Regions from separate parts of the Homo sapiens genome. Here region 2 is linked to region 1. The links are chromatin loops, found by intact Hi-C in ENCODE. Cell type or tissue: heart left ventricle. All regions are shown on one strand. Links, peaks and the distances in the headings refer to the core of each region. The heading gives the core; the rest is flanking DNA.

Region 1 (8,329 bases), core at 203-8,202:
CTGTTGTAGACATGCTGCTCTGTGAAGTTGTGGGTCATGTAATTGATTCTCTTATTTCGCTGCTTAATGGGACTTGAGTTGGTTCAAGTCTATCTTTTGATCTTATTGATAGTACTCTTCTTGTTTTTGTCCCTAATTGGAAATAATTGCTGGCTTGTAGATTATGGATAAATTCAAATTTACTATGAAATGTCGATAGAGTATGAATGTAACTTCTGAATTAACCATCTCACCTTTCATGCACGTGTCTTTATTCTTGTGATTTGTCAACACTTTGAATTATCTAACTCACTTTTTGTTGCCCATCTACTCTTAAGTAGAATCTCTGTAAGATTATGTATTTTTTCACTGGTTGCCATTGGTTGAGCATTTTTCCTATATGATCTTTCATCTTCTGTGTTGCAGTTCCCAGTCATCCTCTTACATTTGACTAATTTGTAGTGTTTTTTTTTTCTTTTTTTTTTTTTTAGACAAGAGTTTGGCTCTGTTGTCCAGGCTGGAGTTCAGTGGCGTGATCTCACCTCACTGCAACCTCTGCCTCCTAGGTTCAAATAATTCTCGTGCCTTAGCGTCCCGGGGCGCATACCACCACCCCCAGCTAATTTTTGTATTTTTAGTAGAGATGGGGTTTCACCATGTTGGCCAGGATGGTCTCAATCTCTTGAACTCGTGATCTGCCCGCCTTGGCCTCCCAAAGTGCTGGGATTACAGGCGTGCGCCACTGCGCCCGTCTCTTGTTTTCTTGTTTTTAATTTGAGACAACCTTGCTCTGTAGCCCAGCTGGAGTGCAGTGGTGTGGCCACTCACTGCCCACTGCAGCATTAAGCTCCTAGGCTTGAGCAATCCTCTCACCTCAGCTTTCTGCCCAGATAATTTTTAAAAGTTTTTTGTAGAGACAGGGGTCTCAGTGTTTTGCCCAGGCTGGTCTCAAACTCCTGGGCTCAATGAATCCTCCTGCCTTCGCCTCCCAAGGTGCTAGGATTGCAGACATGATCCACCACGCTCAGCAATGAGCGGTTTTTTTTTTTTTTTAAACCAAGATATCTGTACATGTTTCTGACAAATATTTTATTTAAAATCTTTAACAACTGCATACTAACCAAGGTTATTCTGTTTTTCATTTTCATTATGACTACTTGTTTTTCTTTCTTATTCTCATTTTTTACCTAATTAAAATAATTTACCATGTAGTGGCCCTGGCATGCATTTTGCTCCTTCATACAGTCATACAGCTACCTCGATGTCCCTTCTTTCTGCCATTCTGAAATTGGACCTCATTCCTTGACTCTTGCTCCCCATCTGCTATGTGATAAAGTCCTGTCTGATTACATTGTCTCCAAAGCCTCTTTTATAGACTTCCATTTGCCCCTTGGCATGTCTTGCATTTACTCTCCTCGAAATATATACTTAGAGGCCAGGTGTGGTGACTCACACCTGTAATCCCAGCACTTTGGGAGGCCGAGGCAGGAGGATCCCTTGAGCCCAGGAATTTAAAACCAGCCAGCGCCACAGAGGGAGACCCTGTCTTAAAAACAAAATTTATATGTACAAGCCCTAAACCCCAACACGGTCATATTTGGACACGACGAACCTTTTAGGATATCACATAACATTTATAAAAGAGGGCCCTCATAATGGGATTAGTGAGAGAGAGAGAGAACTCTGTCTCTCCAACATGTGAGGACAAAGCAAGAAGGCATCTAGCTGCAAGCCAGGAAGATAGCCTTCACTAGGAACAAAATTGCTGGCAGCAAGATTTTGGATTCCCCAAGCTCCAGAACTGTGAGAAACAAATTTCTGCTGTTTAAGAAACTGAGTCCATGGTGTTTTGTTATACTAGCCTGAGCTAAGTCACCCCAAGAGTCCTCACATTAACCATATACTGTCATACAAGTGCTGCATTTGGATCTACCTGGAATGTCTCCAAATTTTCTGCTTTTCCTCTTGGACCCATTGTGAGAATAGGTTTGCTTCACAGGAAACTGCTGGTAATAGTAGTGATAGCCTAACAGCTAGGGACAAAAAGGAAACTTTCTTTTTCTTTTTCTGAGATGGAGTTTGTGCTCTGTTGCCTAGGCTGGAGTACAATGGCGCGATCTCAACTCTCTGCAACTTCTGCCTCCTGAGTTCAAGGGATTCTCCTGCCTCAGCCTCCAGAGTAGCTGGGATTACAGGTGCGTGCCACCACATCTGGATAATTTTTGTATTGTTAGTTAGAGATGGGGTTTCACCATGTTGGCCAGGCTGGTCTCGAACTCTTGACCTCAGGTGATCCACCTGCCTCGGCTTTCCAAAGTGCTAGGATTATAGGCGTGAACCACCACGCTTGGCCTCTTTTACACACACACACACACACACACACACACACACACACATATATATTGTTTTCTTTTTTAAATAAAAATAAATAGAAACTAGGTCTCACTATGTTGCCCAGGGTGGTCATAGCCCAAGATTTTGGTCTCCAGCGATCTATCTGCCTTGGCCACCCCAGTGCTGGGATTAAGGCGTAAGAAACTGTGCTCGGCCAAATGAACGAAACTTAGTGGGAGGACGGGCGTGGTGGCTCACACCTGTAATCCCAGCACTTGGGAGGCTGAGGGGGGTGGATCACCTGAGCTCAGGAGTTCAAGACCAGCCTGGACAACATGGTGAAACGCTGTCTCTACTAAAAATACAAAAAATTAGCCGGGCATGATACTCCCACTCTCATAGTGAGAGAAAGATTCTTTCTTAAGGATTCTACCTGCTGGAAAGCATTATATACTGCCAGCACTTGTTCAATACAAGACTTTCTGGTTTCATCTCCATGTCCTGTTTCCCAGGCTGGAGTGCAGTGGTGGGATCATAGCTCACTGCAGAAACTCCTGGGCTCAAGGGATCCTCCTGCCTTAGCCTCCCAAGTAGCTGGGAATAAAGGCACATGCCAACATGCCCGACTGTTTTTAAATTTTTTTGTACATATGGAGTCTCACTATATTGCCCAGGCTGTTCTTGAACTCCCAGGCTCAAGTGACCCCCCCCCACCTCAGCCTCCCAAAGTGCTGAGATTACAGTCATGGACCAATACTCCCAGCCCTGAAACAGATATATTTCAAAGGGAGAACATCTAATGTTCAAGTTGGTATCTATAGAGCAGTTAACCGGAACTATCATTTAGGGTCTGTGGGATTCTAGGACACTAGGTATGAAACAAATATGAGGAAGGTCAGAGAACAAGCTGACTTAATGATTAATGCTGAAGGTGCTGCAAGCTTGGTTTAAGTTTTCCTCCTCCCATCCTCCCTGATGAATTTGATAAAGTTTAAAGGGATGGTTTCACCAGGGGCTTTTTCCATTGACTGCAAGGAGGTCATCCTGCCTGGTAAATCCTCAGTAGGCCAAGCCTCTTATGTGGCGGAATGATCCAGTCGATGAGGAAATATCACCACCTGTTATGTTTTACAATTAGACCATCCAAGGGGGTCAGGGTTTCCCCAGGTAGTTTGGTGAGAGAGAGAGAGAGTGTGTGTGTGTGTGTGTGTGTGTGTGTGTTTTGAGACAGTGTCTTGCTGAAGTGCAGTAGCCTGATCATAGCTCACAGCAGCCTCAAACTTTGAGGCTCAAGTGATCCTCCTGCCTCAGCCTCCTGACTAGCTGAGACTATAGGTACACACCACCTCTCCAGGCTAATTCTAAACAAAGATGTATGGAGTTGGGAGGGTCTCACTTCACTGCTCAGGGTGATCTCCAACTTCTGTCTTCAAGTGCTCCTCCCACTTTGGCCTCCCAAAATGTTGGGATTACAGGCGTGAGCCATGGTATCCGGCCTCCCAGGCTGTTGTTGAAAGGTTTTTGCAATCTCTCAGAGTTATGCAGCAGTTTATTCCCTCACAGTGATACTCTCATCCTTTGACCCCATTTTGCAGCAGTGGTTGAGCGTTCACTTTTCTTTCCATAAGGGGGTGAGCTTGCCGGTGACTCTCTTCCCCCTCCTCATCAATGACTTCTTTGTCATCAGAGCCTTCCTCTTCATAAATTCCCACGGAATCCAAGTTTTCACGTCCCAATCGGGCTTAGTTATGATAGCCACAGGCCCACACCAGCTGCCACAGCACCCCCGTCCCATGGAAACCGCCCGACTCTCTTCTCCCCAAGCGTCCTGTCCCGGGAGCCCCCATCTCTGCTCTCCCGGGCTCCGGGCCCTAGATCCGCGCTGCTGTAGAGCCCAGTTCCCAGAGTAGCTCCCTCCACCTGTCCACATCCAGCTCCAGCTCTCCACCCTCTCTCCAGGCCTGGAGTTGCTGCAGTGTCACTGATCAGGGGACCCTCAGCTGCCACCTCCACCGCGATCTGAAAGTCTTTTAAATGCACTTAAGTTATCTTAGAATTTTCCTCGCCCATTTTATACATAAACATAGGAGGAGAGCAGGGGTTTGAGGGTGTTTGTCTCATGGAACTGATCAGTCGGGTGAGAAGTAGCTGAATAACCTGCAGGGGGCAGCAGAGCCCCAGGCCAGTGACTCCACGCCGAGGCCAGTGTGGATCCTGCAAAGGAAGAGAAAGAGAGATTCCCTGGGGTCTTCCCGGGCAGCCCGCCCTCCCCTACAAGTGGCCTCCAGCCGCTCAGAGCAGCTCCAGAAGGAGTGTGGATTCCGAGAAGCTGCAGAGCCCTGGAAAGCAGAAGAGACGTGCAGACGCCTTTGTGGGGTTCTGTCCTTTCTGGTGTTGTACCTCTGGAGCCTGGGGCTGTCTTCTGGGCAGGGTTTGGGGTTTGACACGCATGGGGTCGCTGGAGGCAGAGTTGTTTGTATATATAAAGAGAATGTGTGAATATCAGGCTAGAGACAGAATTGTTTGGGGGCGACACCTGGATAAAGGGTTCATGAAGTTGACAGTTTATTTAGGTCAGAAGGTTAAATTAACCCCAGGTGAGAGTTTCCTGCTGGTGAAAATGAAGATCTGGAAGCAGGGAGCATTTTCACACTGTGAGGAGGGGATGGGGGTGTGTGAGCAAGGCTTGGCCATGCCTCATTCCCAATTCCGGCCCGCTCAAGGACATGTGCCTCTCCTGATGCAGTCGTGCCTGGCCTGGTCTCGGTTCCCCTGCTGCTCTGAGGCCAGCAGATGGCTCCTATGGACACTGAGTCTGAAATTCCCTGCACACTCCTGTGACCCCGTGCAGAACGAAGGAGCGGGGAAAATCCCTTGAGTGAGGAAGACGCTAGTGTTCTCTTATATCTGTAGCAAGTCTGGCTGAAATGCAAATATCCAATAATCAGAGTACAGGAAGCACCTCGCCCTTAGAGAAGCTGTGGCTAGAATCCGTCAAGTCAGTCTGGCTCTGCCGGGCCTGATACCCAAGGCTTCCGCTGTCACTCAGAAGTGAGGGGCGGGGCCTAGCATTCCATCCAATCAGAGGTGCCGGGGCAGGGCCCTGCCCATTGTTTATCCAGGCACAGAGTGGGTCGCATTCCTGTCCTCACCTTTGTCCTTGCGCAGCCGGTGGTTGATATCCGCTGTATCCATCCCCGAGAGGGACCTGGTACCTCTACCCAGGTTTCTATCGCTCTGTCTCCTGCGCTGTGCCCTTCTGTAGTCACAGGAGCTGTAGAGAGGACCCCAGGACATCTGAAAGCCAGGAAATGGTGCGTGTGCATAGCCGGTTGTCCCGAGACGGGGTAGAGGCTGCCTGGAACCGGCCGGAACCGGCTGCGGCGGGACCCGGGCCTCCCTGCGGGCGACTCCAGGGTCTGGGACCGAGTCCTCCTGGAGCTGCTCGGCCCTCGGTCCCCTCGGCCGCTGGATGGGGCTGGGCTGGCAGCCGGGACCCCGGGTGTCCTGTCCTGTCCCTGCGCGGTGACTGCGGCCCCGCCCCGGAGCCCTCTCTGGGCAGTTCCGCGCCCGCAGCCCCGCGTCTCCCCAGATTATGCGGAAGCCACGAGAGGGTCATGGGGGAAATCCTGACTCGTGTGTAGGGTTCGTGCGTGGGAGGAGCAGTGGTCTGTGGGGCCCCCAGTTCCCACTTTCTCCTGTTAAAAATTAAACTGAAGTACATTAACAATTAAAGAGTTCATTTGAGCAAACAGCAATTCAGTAATGAGAACCACCCAGTCCTGGCTTGTGGTTTGTCAACTGAAAAAGCCAAACAATGTAAAATAAAGTTTATTCGTAGCCAAATAGGAGAGACCTTGGCAAGGGAAACACAACCCCAAGAAGCCTATAGTGAGTGGTCCCGAGGCGGCTCAAGACAATTTGGTTTTATTCATTTCAGAGAGACAGGAATTGCAGGGAAAATCATGAATCAGTGCCTGGAAGGTGTAAGTTCCATTGGCAGAAAGGGCGGGACCTGTGGAAGGGGGGTTAGAAGGCACAGGTGGTTGAGGGATTCTGTAGGTGGCAGTTGATTGAGAGTGTGAAGTTTGTCTAAAGTTTGGAGGAGGTAGGAAGGAATGCTGAAGGAAGGGGGTCTGTTATCTGCCACTTGATTCCATCCCAGCCAAAAAACAGACCTGTTTCTCGAGATTTTATGAATTCCAAGGCATGACTTACCCTTACCTTGCGTGGCCTTAGGTCTTGTTTGTAATTTGGTATCTTCTTGCCACAAGGAGTCTGTTTTTCCAGTCAGATAATGTCTGTTTTTACATGAATGTGCGTCAGTTGCTGCATGTAAACTCCTAAAGGGAGAGGGTATAAGGAGACCTGTCTCACCTGCCATCCTGTCATACAGAGGCACTCAATTTTCAGGGTTTTTTGGGGGTTCCCTTGGCCAAGAGCCAGTCACTTCACTTAACTGGGAAGGTACTTTGTTTGTTTTTGTTTTTGTTTGAGACAGAATCTCCTTCTGTCGCCCAGGCTGGAGTGCAATGGCTGGATCTCGGCTCACAGCAGCCTTTGCCTTCTGGGTTCAAGCAATTCTCCTGCCTCAGCTTCCTGAGTAGCTGGGATTACAGACATGCACCACCATGCCTGGCTAATTTTTGTATTTTTAGTAAAGATTGGGCTTCACCATGTTGGCCAGGCTATTCTCAAACTCCTGACCTCAAGTGATCCACCTGCCTCGGCCTCCCAGTGTGCGGGGATTACAGATGTGAGCCACCTCGCCTGGCCGCAAGGTATGTTTTTAAGTTTGCAGGTTGAAGACTGGGCTTTTATAAGGTACATGAGGAGACAAATGAGATAAATGCTTGATTGGTTGCAGAGATGCAGTTGCCTTATTTGGACTTGTCACTCCGAAATAATCGAAAGGTTCAGATTTCAGCTGGAAGAGTTTATTCAAGCAGAAAGATAGCAATGGCCCAAACAGGAAAAACACAGACTCTAGAGAAAAGGACTCAGTCCTCCAAAATTGGAAGTTAAGTTCTGGCTTTATATTACCAGGAAAAGAGGTCCTCATCAGACCCCAAGAGGGTTCTTGGATCTCACACAGGAAGGAATTCAAGACAAGTCGCAATGTACAGTGTGTAGAGAGTTTATTGAAAGCTACTCTGGGCCAGCATGATGGCTTAGGCCTGTAATTCAAGCACTTTTCAAGGCCAAGGCGGGAGGATCACTTGAGGTCAAGAGTTCGAGACCACCCTGGGCAACATAGCGAAACCTCTTCTCTTCCAAAAATAACAAAAATTAACTGGGTGTGGTGGCCTGTGCCTGTAGTCGCAGGTACTTGGGAGGCTTAAGTGGGAGAATCACTTGAACCCAGGAGGCAGAAGTTGCAGCCCAGCCGAGGACTCGCCACTGCACTCCAGTGTGGGTAACAGAGTGAGACCCCATCTCAAAAAACAAAAACAAAATAAACAAGAAAGAGTTGAAGACCAACCTGGCTAACACAGCAAGACCCTGTCTCTATTTTGTTTTTTTTTGAGACGGAGTCTCGCTCTGTTGCCCAGGCTGGAGTGCAGTGGCGCGATCTCGGCTCACTGCAAGCTCCACCTCCCGGGTTCACGCCATTCTCCTGCCTCAGCCTCCCGAGTAGCTGGACTACAGGCACCCGCCACCACGCTCGGCTAATTTTTTGTATTTTTAGTAGAGACGGGGTTTCACCGTGTTAGCCAGGATGGTCTCAATCTCCTGACCTCGTGATCCACCCACCTCGGCCTCCCAAAGTGCTGGGATTACAGGCGTGAGCCACCATGTCCGGCCCCTGTCTCTATTTTTAAAAAAAGAAAAAAGAAAAAGAAGGAATGTTCTCTGTTACAGAGTAGGGCATCCTCATAAAGCAAGTGGAGGAACATACTGTCTAAGTTTTTGTTATGTAGGGGTCTTGTCTATGTAAAGACTAAACTAAGCTGTGCCTACGTGCATGTGGGCTGACAGCGTCACAAAATTTATTACTCTGTTGATTTAAAGAAAA
Region 2 (8,329 bases), core at 130-8,129, 76 kb before region 1:
GTCTTCCTATTAATCCAAACTACCTCTCAAAGCAATCCACTGCCAACATTCCTACATACTTGGTTTATCTTCCACTTTCTCTTCCCTCAAAACTCACAATTTTCCAGTACAGGTGCGGCTCCTGGAGTTCCCAGTGCGTCAACACCGGCCTGAGGAGCTGGCCTAGTACTTCCCACCATTGAAACTGCAGTCTGGACAGCAGAGAAAGGATAGACCCATCACACCCGAGTCAAGAAAGCACCGCCACCCCCAAAGTCGTAGGCCATTATTCCAGGGGAAAACCCCCTCAAACTAAAGCTAAGAAAAATTTAACCTCTTACATCTATTCTATTACTCTTTCTTCTTTTCCCCTTCCAATGCTGACCACCTTGTCATTAATGTAACTCAATCAAACTCACCCCAAGTTATCACGTTTAATGCTATGTCTAGTCATACCCTGTAAAGATCTCCAAAGTCAAAGACAAGTCTCAGCCTCAGAAAAGTATCTCTGCCCCTTTAAGGTGAAAGGCCCCCCCTACCAAGACTCTTGTTCCTTAACAAATATAAGAAAACAAGTCTGTCATAGCTAGAATGATGTCCTATGGACAACCAAATGTCAAGGCTAGACCTCATCAGCAGGTGGCTGTATATCCTTAAAACCATACATTCATTTCACTAAAAAAAGCACCTCCCCAATTGCCAGTATAATCAATGTAATCCCATACAAATTTCCACCTCTACTGACCCTAAACCTACTTTAAGTCACTTCTATGGAACAGGAGCCAACTTGGCCAGCACAGACCTCATAAGATCTTTCGAAATGCGTTTTATTAATCCTTCATTCTCTTCACCCCCTTCCTTCTCTTCTCCTTCTAAGCTTTCTTCTAATCAGACTGCCACCTGTTTTCTACCTAATGATACTACTAAAGTAAATATTGTAGAAGTAAAAGATTTAAGACAAACCCTAGCAATTAAAACAGGATATCAAGATGTAAATACCTGGTTGGAATGGATTCAATATTCCGTCCGCACATTGAACAAAAGCAATTGTTACGCTTGTATGCATGGCAGACTAGAGGCCCAGACTGTTTCCTTTCCACTAGGATAGCCCTTCAGCCGACCAGGCATAGGCTGTATGGTAGCTCTTTTCCAAAATTCCACAGCCTGGGGCAACAAATCATGCCAAGCTCTCTCTCTGCTATATCCCGAAGTCCAACAACCTGCAGGCCAGCCCCCAAAGGCCATTCAGCTTCCTTCTCCTGACGTCAATTTCACCTCATGTCTCTCACGACGAGGGGAGAATCTGGCGTTCCTTAGAAGCTTAACAAGATGCAATAAGCTTAAGCCCTTCCAAAAACTTACCCATCAGTCTGCCCTTAGTCATCCTCAAGCAGATGTATGGTGGTATTGTAGTGGACCTTTACTGGATACTCTGCCAAGTAACTGGAGCGGCACTTGCGCTCTTGTCCAATTGGCGATCCCTTTCACACTGGCATTTCATCAACCAAAAAAAAAGAAAAGCCACAACACCAAAAAATAAGAGAAGCCCCTTATAAGTCTTTTGACTCTCAAGTTTACATAAAGGCCATTAGAGTCCCATGGGGAGTGCCTAACAAGTTCAAAACCTGAGACCAAATAACTGCAAGATTTAAACCCATATTTCCCCGAATAACTATTAATAAAAATGTAGCTTCGATAAATTACATCTATTATAATTAGCAGCAGTTTATGAATTACACCAAGGATCTTATCAAAAAACAGCTGACCAGTTAAGGCCTACTAGCCAAATAGCTTAAGAAAACAGAATCACTTGACTGGGCGCGGTGGCTCATGCCTGTAATCCCAGCACTTTGGGAGGCCAAGGTGGGCGGATCACAAGGTCAGGAGATCGAGACCATCCTGGCTAACATGGTGAAACCCCCGTCTCTACTAAAAAATACAAAAAAAGTATCCGGGCGTAGTGGCGGGCACCTGTAGTCCCAGCTACTGGGGAGGCTGAGGCAGGAGAATGGCGTGAACCCGGGAGGCAGAGCTTGCAGTGAGACAATATGGTGCCACTGCACTCCAGCCTGGGCCACGAAGTGAGACTCCATCTCAAAAAATAAAAACCAGAATGGCTCCAGACATGTTATTAGCCAAAAAAGGTGGAGTTTGTGTTATGATTAAAACCCAGTGTTGTACCTTCATTCCAAACAACACTGCCCCCAGTGAGAGCATAACAAAGGCCTTGCAAAGACTTACCGCTTTATCCAATGAATTAGCTAAAATTTCTGGAGTCAATGACCCTATTTCAAGATGGCTAGGAAAGTAGTTCAGTCAATAAAGAATCATAGCCTCAATACTTATTTCTTTTACAGTCGTAACAGGTGTACTTATTCTTGTTAGGCGTTGTGTCATACCATGCATCCGTAGGCTAATACAAAGGATTGTACGAACAGCATTTACTGAAACCTCCCTTAGTTCTCCTCCACCTTATTCAAGTAAGCTTTTCCTTTTAAAAGATCAAATCAAACAGCAAAGCCAAAACACGTTAAAAAAGTTTAAAGAGAAAAAATCATAAGAAAATTAAAAGGGAGGAATTGTAACATACAGTAAATTTCTCTGAGTTTCTTTTTTTTTTTTTTTTTGAGACGGAGTCTCACTCTGTCACCCAGGCTGGAGTGCAGTGGCGTGATCTCGGCTCACTGCAAGCTCTGCCTCCTGGGTTCATGCCATTCTCCTGCCTCAGCCTCCCGAGTAGCTGGGACTACAGGCGCCCACCACCACGACTGGCTAATTTTTCGTATTTTTTAGTAGAGACGGGGTTTCACCATGTTAGCCAGGATGGTCTCGATCTCCTGACCTCGTGATCTACCCGCCTCAGCCTCCCAAAGTGCTGCGATTACAGGCGTGAGCCACCGCGCCTGGCCTCTCTGAGTTTCTCTTCAAAGACTTAGCCTGCTAACTTCCTTGTCTTTTGTTCTCCAGCTCAACTTTCCTGTTCCTCCTTGCCCCTAGTTACTGTAAAACAGCCTACCCCCTTCCCGTCAGCTCTAATCAATAACTCACATCTGTTCCCTTGGTTACCTGTACCCATTGTTCCCCCGAAACTGCACGTCTCACACGCTCCATCTCTGTACCTCACGTTCCCCTCTCCTTCTATATTTAGAAAAATACGTACAAGTAGCCAGTCGGGTCAGCTCAGATTGTGTGGTCGAACCCCAGCCCATGAAGGAGTGACACAGAGATAGGGACCGCATTAAGGATAAAAAAACCCCCGGTGACCTTTGTTCTCTGTGCTCTTGTGATCTTGATTGACACAAGTGGCACACTTCTGCAGAAGTAAATTGCCTTGCTAAACAAATGAAACTTTCCCCTAAGTGCTAGTTTTACTTCGTGGGACCAAGAATTTATTCCTAAAGCATTTTATATCCGACAGAGATATTCATATATATAAAGAAAATGTGGGCCAGGCGCGGTGGCTCACGCCTGTAATCCCAGCACTTTGGGTGGCCGAGGCGGGTGGATCACTTGAGGTCAGGAGTTCAAGACCAGTCTGGTCAACATGGTGAAACCTTGTCTCTACTAAAAATACAAAAAATTAGCCAGGCGCGGTGGCATGTGCCTGTAATCCTAGCTGCTGGGGAGGCTGAGGCAGGAGAATCACTTGAACCCAGGAGGCGGAGGTTGCAGTGAGTGGAGATTGCACCACTGCACTCCAGCCTGGGGGGACAGAGCGAGGCTCTGTCTCAAAAAAAAAAGAAAAGAAAATGTGTGAAGATCAGGCTAGAGACAGAAATGTTTGGGAGCGTCACCTGGATAAAGGGTTCATGAAGTTGGCAGTTTATTTAGGTCAAAAGCTTAACTTAACCCCTGGAGAGAGTTTCCTGCTGGTGAAAATGAAGATCTGGAAGGAGGAAGCATTTTCACACTGTGAGGAGGGGATGGGGGTGTGAGAGCAAGTCTTAGCCATGCCTCATCCCCAGTTGCGGCCCGCTCCAAGACATATGCCTCTCCTCCTGGCGCAGTCGTGTCTGGCCTGGTCTCGGTTCCCCTGCTGCTCTGAGGCAGGAGATGGCTCCTGTGGACACTGAATCTGAAATTCCCTGCACACTCCTGTGACCCCATGCAGAACGAAGGAGCAGGGACAGTCCCTTGAGTGAGGAAGACGCTAGTGTTCTCCTCTATCAATAGCAAGTTTGGCTGAAATGCAAATATCCAATAACCAGAGTGCAGGAAGGAGCTCGCCCTTGGAAAAGCTGTGGTCAGAATCCGTCTGTCTGGCTCTGCAGGGCCCGATACCCAGGGCTTCCGCTGTCACTCAGACATGGGGGGCGGGGCCTAGCATTCCATCCAATCAGAGGCATTGTGGCGGGTCCCTGCCCACTGTTCCTCCAGACACTGAGGGGGTCGCATTCCTTACCTCACCTTTGTCCCTGCGCGGGCTGCGGCTGGGATCCGGTCTTTCCAGCCCCGAGAGGGACCTGGTTCCTCTGCCCAGGCTTCTGTCACTCTGTCACCTACGCTATGCCCTGCTGTAGTCACAGGAGGTGTAGAGAGGACCCCGGGACATCTGAAAGCCAGGAAATGGTGCGTGTCTGGGGCCGGGTGTCGTGAGACGGGGGAGGGGCTGCCTGGACCGACCGGAACCGACTGTGGCGAGACCCTGGCTTTCCTGCGGGCGACTTTGGGATCTGGGACCGAGTCCTCCTGGAGCCGCTCGGCCCTCGGTCCCCTCGACTGCTCGGTGTGGCTGGGCCGGTAGCCGGGACACCAGGCGTCCTGTCTCGTCTCTGCGCGGCGACTGCGGTTCCAGAGCCCTCTATGGGCAGCTCCGCGCCCGCAGCCACGCGTCTACCCAGATTGTGCGGGGGCCACGGGAGGGTCATGTGGGTGATCCCGACTCGGGTGTGGGGTTCGTGCTTGGGAGGAGCAGCGGTCTGTGGGGCCCCCAGTGTCCACTTTTTCTCCTGTTAAAAATTAAACTGAGGAACGTTAACAAAGAGTTCATTTGAGCAAACAGCGATTCACGAATGAGACACACCCAGTCCTGGCTTGTGGTTTGTCAACGGAAAAAGCCAAACTATGTAAAATAAAGAAGTTTATTCGGAGCCGAATAGGAGAGACCTTGGCCGAGGGAAAAACAACCCCAAGAAGCCTGGAGTAAGTGGTCCCGAGGCGGCTCAAGACAGTTTGGTTTTATTCATTTTAGAGAGACAGGAATTGCAGGGAAAATCATGAATTAGTGCCTGGAAGGTGTAATTTCCTTAGGCAGAAAGGGAGGGACCTGGCCGGGCACGGTGGCTCACGCTTGTAATTCCAGCACTTTGGGAGGCCAAGGCGGGCGGATCACCTGAGGTCAGGAGTTCAAGACCAGCCTGGCCAACATGGTGAAACCCCGTCTCTACTAAAAATATAAAAAAGAAACTAGCCGGGCGTGATGGTGGACGCCTGTAATCCCAGCTACTCGGGAGGCTGAGACAAGAGAATTACTTGAATCCAGGAGACAGGTTGCAGTGAGCCCACACAGTGCCACTGCACTCCAGCCTCAGCACAGAGTGCGACTCTGTCTCAAAACAAAAACAAAAACAAAAAACAGAAAGGGCGGGACCTGTGGAAGGGGGGTTAGAAGGCACAGGTGGTTGAGGGATTCTGTAGGTGGCAGCTGGTTGAGAGTGTGAAGCTTTGTCTAAAGTTTGGAGGAGGTAGGAAGGAATGCTGAAGGAAGGGGGTCTGTTATCTGCCACTTGATTCCATCCCAGCCAAAAAACAGACCTGTTTCTCTAGATTTTATGAATTCTAAGGTGTGACTTACCCTTGTCTTGCGTGGCCTTAGGTCTTGTTTGTAATTTGGTATCTTCTTGCCACAAGGAGTCTGTTTTTCCAGTCAGATAATGTCTGTTTTTACATGAATGTGCGTCAGTTGCTGCATGTAAACTCCTAAAGGGAGAGGGTATAAGGAGGCCTGTCTCACCTCCCATCCTGTCATACAGAGGCACTCAATTTTCAGGGTTTTTTGGGGGTTCCCTTGGCCAAGAGCCGGTCACTTCACTTACCTGGGAAGGTACTTTGTTTTTGTTTTTATTTAAAACAGAGTCTCCTTCTGTCACTCAGGCTGGAGTGCAATGGCTCAATCTCGGCTCACTGCAACCTCCACCTTCCGGATTCAAGCAATTCTCTAGCCTCAGCCTCCTGAGTAGCTGGGATTACAGGCACGCACCTGAAGGGGGCCTGCCCCTCCACCCCTGTGGGTGTTTCTTGTCAGGTAGAGACAAGAGACTGAGTAAAGAAATAAGACACAGAGACGAAGTATAGGGAAAGAACAGTGGGCCCAGGGGACCGGCGCTCAACATGCGAGGACCTGCACCGGCGCTGGTCTCTGAGTTCCCTCAGTATTTATTGATCACTATTTTTACTATCTTGGCGAGGGGAGTGTGGCAGGACAACAGGGTGATGGTGGGGAGAAGGTCAGCAGGGAATCATGTGAGCAAAGGAACCTGTATCATGAATAAGTTCAAGGAAAGATACTGTGCCTGGATGTGCAGGTAGGCCAGATTTATGTTTCACTTTATGCAAATATCTCAGTGTAGCAAAGAGTAACAGAGCAGTATTGCTGCCAGCATATCTTGCCTCCCACAGGGCGGTTTTCTCCTATTTCAGAATAGAATGAATGGTCGGCTTTACACAGAGACATTCCATTCCCCGGAACGAGCAGGAGACAGAAGCCTTCCTCTTATCTCAACTGCAAAGAGGCCTCCCTCTTTCACTATTCCTCCTCAGCACAGACCCTTTAGGGGTGTCAGGCTGGGGGATGGTAAGGTCTTTCCTTTCCCACGAGGCCGGATCTCAGGCTGTCTCAGTGGGGGAAAACCTTGGACAATACCCAGGCTTTGTTGGGCAGAGGTCCCTGCGGCTTTCCGCAGTGCACTGTGCCCCTGGTTAACCGAGAATGGAGAATGGTGATGACTTTTACCAAGCATACTGCCTACAAACATATTGTTAACAAGGCACATCCTGCACAGCCCTAAATCCATTAAACCTTGATTCAATACAGCACAGGTTTCTGTGAGCACAGGGTTGGGGCTAAAGTTACAGATTAACAGCATCTCAAAGAAGAACAATTTTTGTTAGTACATACCAAAATGGAGTTTCTTATGTCTTCCTTTTCTATGTAGACACAGTAACAATCTGATCTCTCTTTTCCCCACATGCACCACCACGCCTGCCTAATTTTTGTGTTTTTAGTAGAGATGGGGTTTCACCATGTTGGCCAGGCTGTTCTCGAACTCCTGACCTCAAGTTACCTACCTGCCTCGGCCTCCCAAAGTGCTGAGATTCCAGATGTGAGCCACCTCGCCAGGCCAGAAGATAGATTTTTATTTTTAGTTTATAGGTTGAAGCCTCAGCTTTTATAAGGTACATGAGGAGACAAACCAGATAAATGCTTGATTGGTTGCAGAGATGCAGTCGCCTTATTTGGACTTGCCAGCCCGAAATAATTCAAAGGTTCAGATTTCAGTTTGAAGAGTTTATTCAAGCAGAAAGATAGCAATGGCCCATTCAGGAAAAAAAACAGACTCCAGAGAAATGGACTCAGTACTCTAAAATTAGAAGTTAAGTTCTTTCTTATATTACCAGGAAAAGAGGTCCTGATCAGACCCCAAGAGAGTTCTTGGATCTCACACAGGAAAGAATTCAAGACGAGTCACAAAGTGCAGTGAGAAGGGAGTTTGTTGAAAGCTACTCTGGGCCAGCATGATGGCTTAGATCTGTTTTCTAAGCACATTGGGAGGCCGAGGCAGGAGGATCACTTCTAGTCAGCAGTTCGAGACCAGCCTGGGCAACATAGGGAAACCCCATCTTTTCCAAAAATAACAAAAATTAGCCGGGTGTGGTGGCTTGCACCTGTAGTTCCACGTACTCGGGAGGCAAGCGTTCAAGACCCAGCTGGCCAATGCAGTGAGAGCCTGTCTGTATTAAAAAAAAAAAAAAAGAAAAGAAAGAAAGGAAGGGAGGGAGGGAAGGAAGGAAGAAGGAAGGAAGGAAGAAAAAGGAAGGAAGGAAGGAAGAGAGTGATTCTCTGTTACAGAGTAGGGCATCCTCATAAAGCAAGTGGAGGAATGTACTAAGTTTTTCTTAGGTAGGGATCTTGTCTATGTAAAGACTAAACTAAGCTGTGCCTACCTGCATGGGGGCTGACAGCATCACAAAATTTATTACTCTATTGATTTAAAGAAAACTATCCTTTACATTTTAGCACCCAAGTGCATTAAAACAACTATAATTATCTTGAAAGCACATATTGTTATGGGTATTGGGACATCAGGACATTCTGTTGTTGTGGGAGTGTAAGGATACTTGCAGGCATCTT

What was found. A loop is a pair of places that touch in the nucleus more often than their neighbours do. Peaks named below come from ENCODE experiments on the same cell type or tissue, not always from the same donor. Only the 100,000 strongest peaks of a DNase experiment are listed, where the experiment ranks them.
Region 2: a loop joins it to region 1, with 6 times the contacts of the local background. A loop is called at or near these places in 8 of 110 quality-filtered maps.

Annotation. Positions count from the first base shown.
Region 1 is chr19:11,959,585-11,967,913 of GRCh38, forward strand. It overlaps ZNF763 (zinc finger protein 763), which reads left to right and starts at 5,456. Exons shown (of 4, transcript NM_001367172.2): 1 at 5,456-5,627. The coding sequence starts at 5,625. It also overlaps a transcript of ZNF69 not described here. RefSeq lists enhancers at 4,584-5,537, 5,230-5,524 and a silencer at 5,676-5,875. In heart left ventricle, for the core only: a CTCF peak has its summit at 4,474 (motif pointing right); DNase peaks (open chromatin) are centred at 4,517, 5,067, 5,387 and 5,817; H3K4me3 peaks cover 1,963 bases; H3K27ac peaks cover 1,730 bases.
Region 2 is chr19:11,883,439-11,891,767 of GRCh38, forward strand. ZNF69 (zinc finger protein 69) reads left to right here and starts at 4,344. Exons shown (of 4, transcript NM_001364730.1): 1 at 4,344-4,548. The coding sequence starts at 4,486. RefSeq lists an enhancer at 4,541-4,590. In heart left ventricle, for the core only: a CTCF peak has its summit at 4,780; DNase peaks (open chromatin) are centred at 4,303 and 4,633; H3K4me3 peaks cover 1,740 bases; H3K27ac peaks cover 1,137 bases.